Linked DNA regions of Homo sapiens: region 2 is linked to region 1. A link is a contact called in ENCODE Hi-C data. All regions are on one chromosome and are shown on one strand. The core of a region is the stretch at or near the end of the contact, and the rest is flanking DNA. Distances in the headings are between cores, read along the strand shown.

Evidence for each region. A loop is a pair of places that touch in the nucleus more often than their neighbours do. Pooled maps may share reads with other maps.
Region 2: a map of heart left ventricle shows a loop between it and region 1 (3-fold over the local background). The contact joins the promoter of OR4S1 here to the promoter of OR4X2 in region 1. A Hi-C loop is called at or near these places in 4 of 168 maps with a recorded cell type or tissue (A673, CD8-positive, alpha-beta T cell, OCI-LY7 and 1 more) and 1 of 50 pooled maps.

Annotation. Positions count from the first base shown.
Region 1 is chr11:48,242,380-48,247,353 of GRCh38, forward strand. It overlaps OR4X2 (olfactory receptor family 4 subfamily X member 2), which reads left to right and starts at 2,725. Exons shown (of 1, transcript NM_001004727.1): 1 at 2,725-3,636. The coding sequence starts at 2,725. The coding sequence ends at 3,636.
Region 2 is chr11:48,303,377-48,308,350 of GRCh38, forward strand. It overlaps OR4S1 (olfactory receptor family 4 subfamily S member 1), which reads left to right and starts at 2,847. Exons shown (of 1, transcript NM_001004725.1): 1 at 2,847-3,776. The coding sequence starts at 2,847. The coding sequence ends at 3,776.

The sequences.
Region 1 (4,974 bases), core at 1,475-3,974:
ATCACTTACCTCCTCCCCCGGTGTCTTTTAAGCAGTATGAACTCAGGGCTGAGCTGCCAGGCTTTAAGTTTTTTGTGGAACACCTTGGGGGGCAAGTCTACTTTGCTCGTTTTAAATTAGGTATAATTGAAACCCCAGTGGCTTAGCATTTCTCAGCATTTCCAAGCCTGAGGGTGCAGGGGAGCAGATCCTCTCCGTTTTGGAACTCCAGTGAGGCAGCAGCTCTGGCTGATAGTGTGGCCATTTGTAATTCTTCTTGATTGGCTAACTGGGAAACCTGTGTGAGCCTAGGGCCATTCTCAGGGTGTTATTTACCTCTCCGGGGTTAGACAGAACAGGCAACTGGTGAGAACAGCAAAGCCACAGAAACACTGGGGTGAGTTTTGTTTGTGACCATGGGTTTCTTTTGTACTAATGATTGATTCCACCTTGAAAGTAAAGAGAATGGTTCCAGGAAGTGTATAGCACATTACAAAGGGCTTTCGCCTCCATCTGGTCTTTGAGACAAACACAAGTGCTAGGCTCTGGGATTCAGAGATGAAGAAGGCGTGGTGTTAGTCCTTGGGGAACTTTCTTCCTCGATATTTACTGAACACCAACCTACCAAATACTGTGCTAAGAAGGCTGGGAAGATACATATCCAATATTATTCATCCTATCTACATTCATTGAAGGCTATTGCATGGCTGGCACTGCAGTAAGCATTGGAGGTGGAGTGGTGGGCAACGATCATCTCTGCCGTAAGGAAACCCACACTCCAGTGGGCAGGTGGCCACACAAAAACAATGATAATTCAGTGTGGTAAGTGCCGGGATCCCAAAATGTCCTGAGAGAAGAGGGGCCCCTGGCAGAGGGGGCCTGTAAACTGTGGAGCTGGCTTGGAGAGGAATCCGGGGCAGGACATAGGACTGGCCCTTAACTTATCCTGGGATGGGGCTGGGAGTGGGATTTATGGCACCTACCTGTGAGGCAGGCATTATCTGCATGTTACAGTTTAGACCTTGAGTCTCTGAGAGGTTAAAGAACTTTCTAGATCTTACACAGACACTCCCTGAAAAATATGACTATAAATCCAGGAGTCCAGACTGTTAGTGCTCTCTTCTGTGAGCAGCTTCTTGGTAAAGTTCCCCAGCTGATCTGAGATTTTGGGGCTGGCGTCTGTCCTTTCTCTGTTTCTGTAACTATATGTTCTATCAGTGATTTCCTTCTGGTTCGTGGTGGTCTTTAATCACCTGAGATTGTCCCAATCATGGAAGCAAGGAAGCCTTGTGGTGTGAGTGGAAGTGATCTGGCTCCCAGGCTCAGGTGGCCTGGAGTGTTACTGTAGGAGAGGCTATGTGGATATACAAAACCTTAGCCACCTTGGACAGAGTTCAGCATGGACTGGGACAGCCTGCCAATCAGTCCTGAGCAGTCTTGGTGATGCTCTGAGGTGTTGAAAGCCTGGGCTGTGGAGAAGGATGTGTCAGAGCATGAGGGGGCACTGGGATGTGTGTGTGTGTGTGTGTGTGTGTGTGTGTGTGTGTGTGTGTATGGGGGGTGTTGGACCTTTGTTGCCACTGGAGGATGTGACTGGAGAAAGTGAAAGCCCCAGTAAAGAGGAGAATCATACATGGATTAAGTTGAGCTGGGCCCTTGGAAGGGGACAAGCTCACCAAGTGACCAAGTGTAGAATGTGAGAATTAGAGGGAGAAGCAGAAATAAGAGGAGATGTTGATTGTCAAAGGAGGTCCACTAGGGATATCTCTTCTAAAGACTCTGAATGGTATGTGGAGAGGTTGAGGACACTGTTCTGCAAACCAAGGATAGAAAAGAAGGCCAGGAGCAGTGGCTCATGCCTATAATCACAGCACTTCGGGAGGCTGAAGTGGGTGGCTTGCTTGAGCTCAGGAGCTTTAGACCAGCCTGGGCAACATGGTGAAACCCTATCTCTACAAAAAATATAAAAATTAGCAGAGCATGGTGGCACATGCCTGTAGTCCTAGTTACTCAGGAGGCTGAGGTGGGAGGATCATTTGAGCTGGGGGAAGTCAAGGCTGCAGTGAGCCAAGATCACACCACTGCACTCCAGCCTGGGTGACAAAGTGAGCCCCTGTCTGAAAAAAAAAAAAAAAAAAAAAAAAAAAAAAAAAAAGGAGAAGGAAGTGGCATGAAGGAAAGCTGTAGGCACAAGATAATTTAAAACACTCATCTAACATGGAGACAGTAACACTATCCTGGCTGTTCCACATCATCCAATGAGGGACTTATTAACTTCCTAATAGAGCTCCTCCTCTAATCTGTTTCCACTGGACAGCCCTTTCCACACTTTAGTTCTACATACTACAGACTTTGTCTGATCCTGCAGACAATGGGGAATCATCAAGCATGTTCATCAACTAAAAGGAAAAACACTTTGGGACTGCTAGGGTCCTCAAAGGCCCTAACAGTCCTTCACAAATTGGTACTAATGTCTATCTACAGCTTTATTTTTTTGCTATTCTCCCCTTTATTCCAGCCACACACAAAGCATTTGTACTTGCTCTCTGCCTTCTTGGAATGCTCTTCCCTTCTACACATAACTAACTCCTACTCACCTTTCAATTTCCAACTCAGAAGCATCTCAGCTATGCAAGGGCTTTCATGTAATTCACCCACTGAGTGAAGAAGTATTTTGTATCATTTCAGATCACACCACCCAAATTGCTGCCTCTTGATGATGACCTCTTGGCTAACATACACAACATGACTGAATTCATTTTTCTGGTACTTTCTCCCAACCAGGAGGTGCAGAGGGTTTGCTTTGTGATATTTCTGTTCTTGTACACAGCAATTGTGCTGGGGAATTTCCTCATTGTGCTCACTGTCATGACCAGCAGAAGCCTTGGTTCCCCCATGTACTTCTTCCTCAGCTACCTCTCCTTCATGGAGATCTGCTACTCCTCCGCTACAGCCCCCAAACTCATCTCAGATCTGCTGGCTGAAAGGAAAGTCATATCTTGGTGGGGCTGCATGGCACAGCTTTTCTTCTTGCACTTCTTTGGTGGCACTGAGATTTTCCTGCTCACTGTGATGGCCTATGACCACTATGTGGCCATCTGCAAGCCCCTCAGCTACACCACCATCATGAACTGGCAGGTGTGTACTGTCCTTGTAGGAATAGCATGGGTGGGAGGCTTCATGCATTCCTTTGCACAAATCCTTCTCATCTTCCACCTGCTCTTCTGTGGCCCCAATGTGATCAATCACTATTTCTGTGACCTAGTTCCCCTTCTCAAACTTGCCTGCTCTGACACCTTCCTCATTGGTCTGCTGATTGTTGCCAATGGAGGCACCCTGTCTGTGATCAGTTTTGGGGTCCTCTTAGCATCCTATATGGTCATCTTGCTCCATCTGAGAACCTGGAGCTCTGAAGGGTGGTGCAAAGCCCTCTCCACCTGTGGGTCCCATTTCGCTGTGGTTATCTTGTTCTTTGGGCCCTGCGTCTTCAACTCTCTGAGGCCTTCTACCACTCTGCCCATAGACAAGATGGTGGCTGTGTTCTACACAGTGATAACCGCGATCCTGAACCCTGTCATCTACTCTCTGAGAAATGCTGAAATGAGGAAGGCCATGAAGAGGCTGTGGATTAGGACATTGAGACTAAATGAGAAATAGAGGCTGAGTCTTTGTATTGATACTTGGGTTTAGAATGACTGTTGAGTCCAAACTGAAGGAGCAGAATAGGTTGAAGGAAAGTTCACAGGACCTGTTAGTTGCAGATTATTCTACCTGGCCTCTCTCTTTAAAAAGTTCATTTTCATAACTTGAATAGTATTTCTTTTTGTGGAGGTACTAATTTTTTACCACCATAAATAACACTGTAGTTAATATTCTTGAATAGACATTTTTAACCATGCTTCTGACTTTCTTTTAGGCTTATTTCCTAGAGTGAATTTAGTGTTAGAGTATAAAGACTTTTGGTGCACAGTGTTACACTGAGTCACCTATCTTGTGAAAGTGCTCTTGACAGAATAGAATCCTGTCATTAAACACTTTTTTTTGGATAAGAAATGATTTTACATTGTTTCAAAGTATCTTTCCTTAGGACACCAAGGGGTATTAATTACAGAGAGAAAAATGTAACTTTATAGCCCTTCCCCTCTAAACCATTGCCCAAAGTGAGTATCACCAGAAATAAGATCCATTGATGCCATGTGCCTCTTGATATGGTGCACTGGAGAGGCACACAATATCATTATTGTGCTATTCTTACCAAAAATACACAACCTGAGTCTAATCATAAAAAAACACAAGGAGAGCCCAAAGAAAGAATATTCTGCAAAATTACTGTCCTTAACTCTTCAAATGTGTAAAGATGAAGAAAGAAGAATTACTCTGGATTAAAGATAGGTGACAAGTAAAGCAACATGTGATCCTGGATTGGATCTTGGATATTAGATAGAGGACATTTGTGGGGCAAAACTCTGTAGATGAGATAATAAAATTACATGAATGTTAATTTCCTGATTTTGATCATTGTACTGTGCTTGTCTCAAAGAATGTTCTTGGATTAGGGAATTGCTTATTGAGATATCTAGAGATGGAGGGACATCATATTGGCAGCTCTCAAACATTTCAGAAAAATTATTATTTTTATTGTATATCTTTAAGGTGAGCAACATACTGTTTTGATATACCTATACTATACACAAAGAAATTATTAGTCAAGCAAATTAACATACTTATCACTTTGCAGAGTTTGCTTTTTTTTAATGGTAAGAGTACCTAAAATCTACTCTCAGCAAATTTCCAGGATACAATACCATATTATTTACTATAGTCCTTATGTTGCACGTTAGATCTCTAGACTTGTTTATTCTATGTAACTACAAGTTTGCATCCTTTGACCTACTTCTCCACACTTCCCCTGTATCAGAAAATTTCTACCCATCTGTTTGTCTACATATCTATTTATTGAGAGCATGAAGGATAAAGAAAATGTGGCAAAATACC
Region 2 (4,974 bases), core at 1,597-4,096, 61 kb after region 1:
TATTAGTTCTAACAGCTTTTTTAGGGGGAGAGACTTTAGGATTTCTGTATCACACATCTGTAAACAGAGAAAATTTAATTTCTTCCTTTCTACTTTTGATGACTTGTACTTCATTTTATTGCTTAATTACTTAGGGTAAGAGTTCCAGTATGATGTTGAATAGAAGTGGTGAGAGTAGAAATTCTTGTCTTATTCCCAATCTTAGAGGAAAAGCTTTCAACTTTTTGCCATTGAATCTGATGTTAGTTGTGGGCTTGTCACATATGGTCTTTATTGTGTTGAGAATTACATTCTTTCTGTAATTAATTTGTTGAGAGTTTTTATCATAAAATGATGTTGAATTTTGTCAGTTTTTCTTCATCCATTGAGATGATAATATAGTTTTGGTCCTCAATTCTCTTAATGTAGTATTTGCATATATTGAACCATCCTTGTATCTCAGAGATAAATCCCACTTGATCAAAGCAGATTATCCTTTTAATGTGTTGTTGAATTTGGTTTGCTAGGATTTTATTAAGGAATTTTGCATCTATGTTCATCAGGGATATTGGCCTGTAGTCTTCTTTTCTATTAGTTTCCTAGGGTGGCTTTGGTATTAGGGTAATGTTGTCCTCATAAAATGAGTTTGGAAATATTCCCTCCTCTTCATTTTGTTTTGGAAGAGTTTGAGAAGGATTGGCATTAGTTCTTTAAATGTTTGGTAGAGTTTAGTAGTAATCCGTTCCTGGGATTTTCTTTGATGGAAAACTTTTATTATTTGTTCATTCTCTTTGTTCATTATTGGTTTGGTCATATATTCTATTTCTTCATAATTCAGTCTTGTTAGATTGTATGTGGCCAGGAATTTATCTGTTTCTTTTGGGTTATTCAATTTGTAAGTCTATAATTGTTCATAGTAGTCTTTTGTGATTCTTCATATTTCTGTGGTATGAGTTGTAATGTCTCTTCTTTCATTTCTCATTTTATTTATAAGTCTTCTCTCTTTTTTATTTGATTTTTAATGTATTTTCAATATCTGTGTTAAATTTCTCATTTTGGTTTTTTACTATGTTCCTGATTTTTTAAAAATGATTTCTCTGTATTTTCCTTTACTTCATGAAGCTTTAAAAGCAATTATGTTGAATTATTTTTCAGCCTGTTTACATACCTCCATTTCTTTGGGGTCAGCAACTTGGAAATTATTGTGTTCTTTTGGTGGTATGATTTCTTGGTGTTTCATTGTTTCTTGTTACCCTCTTATTGATGTCTGCACATTTGGTGGAGTAGTCATCTCTTGCAAATTTCATTGGCTAATTTCAGTGTGGAAAGATTTTCTCTTATGGGGCATGATGGTGCTTTGCAATCCTTGTGGCCCAGACTGACACAAGCATATAATGGGATGGACTGAGTGGGTGGGATGGATTGGTTTTGGCACCAGTGGGATGTGGCTTTATAGTCTTTGTGTGGCCCTGTTAGCTGACGTCAATGTTGACCCAGATTTGAGGGATCCTCAGTGGCCAAATTCTTGGATGTTTGCAGTGACAGCAAGGGTTTTCAGGCTCGTTGCTGGTAGTGGCTGCTAAGGTCTTCCTTATTTAATTTTCTCCCACTGGGGAAGTTGTGGCTTAGGGAACCATTTGACATGGTTCTGGTATGTGTGCTTCCTCTTGATGTTGGTGGCACAGGTGTATTTTGGGTGGCACCTATTGTGCAGCCATGTAACTGAGGCTTGGGTCATGGGCACACCTGAAGGAACTATGGTTCTGGGATCTGGAATGATAATGACACTGGTGCTTAGGGTGAAGACACTCCTGCCACCACATAGGTAACAGTGCTAGAGGTGTGAATGCTTTGAAGCAGCCAGGGAGCCAAGAATGGGAGCATAGATATATGTAGAGTTACAATGGCTCTGGAGTTGGGGTAGGGACTAACTTTCTGTGGAGGGTGAACTGGTGCCCAAAGTGTGGGCATGCCCAGAGAGACCTTGACTCCAGGGCCCAGAGCTTGCTCTAGTGATGGCCCAGTGTCTGATACATGGGTGGGTGCAGTGCAGTCCCAGACCCTGGGTCTGAGTGTGAGCTCTCAAGGGGCAGCTGCAGTTTGGGGTTTGCATGGTGTTGGGGAGGTGGCAGCTCCTTTTCCAAAGTAGCTCAATAGCATCTGCTTCTTGCAGGTGGAGGCAGTACAGTTGTGTCTCCCTCTCTAGGGTTTCCTGGTGGGAATGGCTCTTGGTTATCTCAGTGGCATAAATGCTAGCGTTCTCTGCAAAGCAGGGATCTTGATGACTACCACCACATGGCTGATACTAATTGCCTCAACCTTTCCTGTTTGTTCCTAACCATCTCCTGGCATCTCAAGTATGCAGATATCACTAGAAATCCTTCGTGTGCGGCTATTCTCCATGTTTTTGCTCCTCTGTATTGCTGCAGATTCTTTAATGGGCCCTTGAACCCTCGCAGACCTATTTTGGTTTGTGGATAGCTGTCTCTCTCTCGCTCTAGAGATATATATATAAGATATACATATTTATATATTATATATTTAAGATATATATATTTATATATTATAGATTTATATATATTATTATATATAATATAAATTATATATTATATATATAATATATATTATAATATATATTATATATTATATATATATAATATATATTATTATATATAATATATAATTTATATATATATATAATAATATATTATATATATTATATATGTATTTTTTGTGATGGGGATGAAGGCTAGTATCTTTCTTACTCCATAATCTTGGTGGTATCTCAGAAAACTTTCTTATGTCTCATAATTTATGTCTTTGCAGAGCCAGCCAGCCACTTTGTCGGTCATCAGGGCAGATAATCCATGGGTGCCAAGAACAATGTGACTGAGTTTGTTTTATTTGGCCTTTTTGAGAGCAGAGAGATGCAGCATACATGCTTTGTGGTATTCTTCCTCTTTCATGTGCTCACTGTCCTGGGGAACCTTCTGGTCATCATCACCATCAATGCTAGAAAGACCCTGAAGTCTCCCATGTATTTCTTCCTGAGCCAGTTGTCTTTTGCTGACATATGTTATCCATCCACTACCATACCCAAGATGATTGCTGACACTTTTGTGGAGCATAAGATCATCTCCTTCAATGGCTGCATGACCCAGCTCTTTTCTGCCCACTTCTTTGGTGGCACTGAGATCTTCCTCCTTACAGCCATGGCCTATGACCGCTATGTGGCCATCTGTAGGCCCCTGCACTACACAGCCATCATGGATTGCCGGAAGTGTGGCCTGCTAGCGGGGGCCTCCTGGTTAGCTGGCTTCCTGCATTCCATCCTGCAGACCCTCCTCACGGTTCAGCTGCCTTTTTGTGGGCCCAATGAGATAGACAACTTCTTCTGTGATGTTCATCCCCTGCTCAAGTTGGCCTGTGCAGACACCTACATGGTAGGTCTCATCGTGGTGGCCAACAGCGGTATGATTTCTTTAGCATCCTTTTTTATCCTTATCATTTCCTATGTTATCATCTTACTGAACCTAAGAAGCCAGTCATCTGAGGACCGGCGTAAGGCTGTCTCCACATGTGGCTCACACGTAATCACTGTCCTTTTGGTTCTCATGCCCCCCATGTTCATGTACATTCGTCCCTCCACCACCCTGGCTGCTGACAAACTTATCATCCTCTTTAACATTGTGATGCCACCTTTGCTGAACCCTTTGATCTATACACTAAGGAACAACGATGTGAAAAATGCCATGAGGAAGCTGTTTAGGGTCAAGAGGAGCTTAGGGGAGAAGTGACATTCCAGAGAATCTCAATCCAGCTAGGAAATTGGGAGACTTTCCATCTTGTAGCATCTAACACAGCCTTTTTATTTCCAGTCTGATGTTTGCAATGGCAATTATCCTCCTAGCTCTTGTTGTTATAATAATTCCACATATTCTTTCAATCCTTTATTCATTAAATATTTATTGGATGTTTACAGTGAGTGAGAATACAAATAAAAGTAAGATATAATCTTTCCCTCAAGGAGAGTACAGTCCAGGATGCTTTTAGTGCGATATTTAAGAGCTCATTCAGGAAACGTGTGAGGGCCTGTGAATGAGGGAGTGTCTTGGAAGTCCAGATATCTCATTGATAAATGAATAAAATCACTACATAATTCCTTTGTGTTGGCTAACACAGTGCTCAATGGAATTCATTCTTTTCTTTTAAGAGTAAAGAGCCACTTTACTCTTACCCTTTCATGCTCTCAGCAGGCAGATAAATAAATAAATAAGTAAATAAATAATGTGGAGAGGTCAAGGGATTTACTAAAAGTTACACTTTAACTCCAGAGCAGGGTGAGGACTAGAACACAGGTCCCTAAGTCAGCTTTCAGAGCTTTTCCTCAGGACCTCTTGATAAAGTGTGACTAAATGGACACCAAGCAGGAATGACCAAGAACTTTTGAAAGACCAGGAATGATGGTGATGATGACTTGGGATGATGAAGAGAACAACCAGGAAGAACAAGTTGTCAGCACTTCTTTCAGTGGTGCTGATTCCTCTCTCCAGCAGAACAGCTGACTGCTGCCCTCTTTAACCCCTGTTGCTTTGCTCCATTTTGCCGCTAGAGGGAGCCAAGTTTGTACAGAATGCAATTAAACGAGCCGGATTAGGTATCTCTTAAACATTCGTGGGTCATGTAACCTCATTGGGCCTCAATTTCCACATTTACAGAAGGAGATATTGACAATACCAGCTTCAGAAGGCTGTGAGAGGACCTATAAGACTTTGTAAAGACCTAAATCAAAGTCTGTTGTTCAATGGTGGCTGCTAGCTGTTTTAACATAATATCTTCGATTCCCCTTTCTCTTCCTATTCACCCCTCTATCCTTTCCCTCAAAGCCCTTGTAACCAAACTATCTGATTATTTCATTTACTCCAAAAATGTTTATTGAACACTTAGCATTTGCTGGGTGATATTCCTGGGGCTAGAAGTACAGCACAAAAGAAA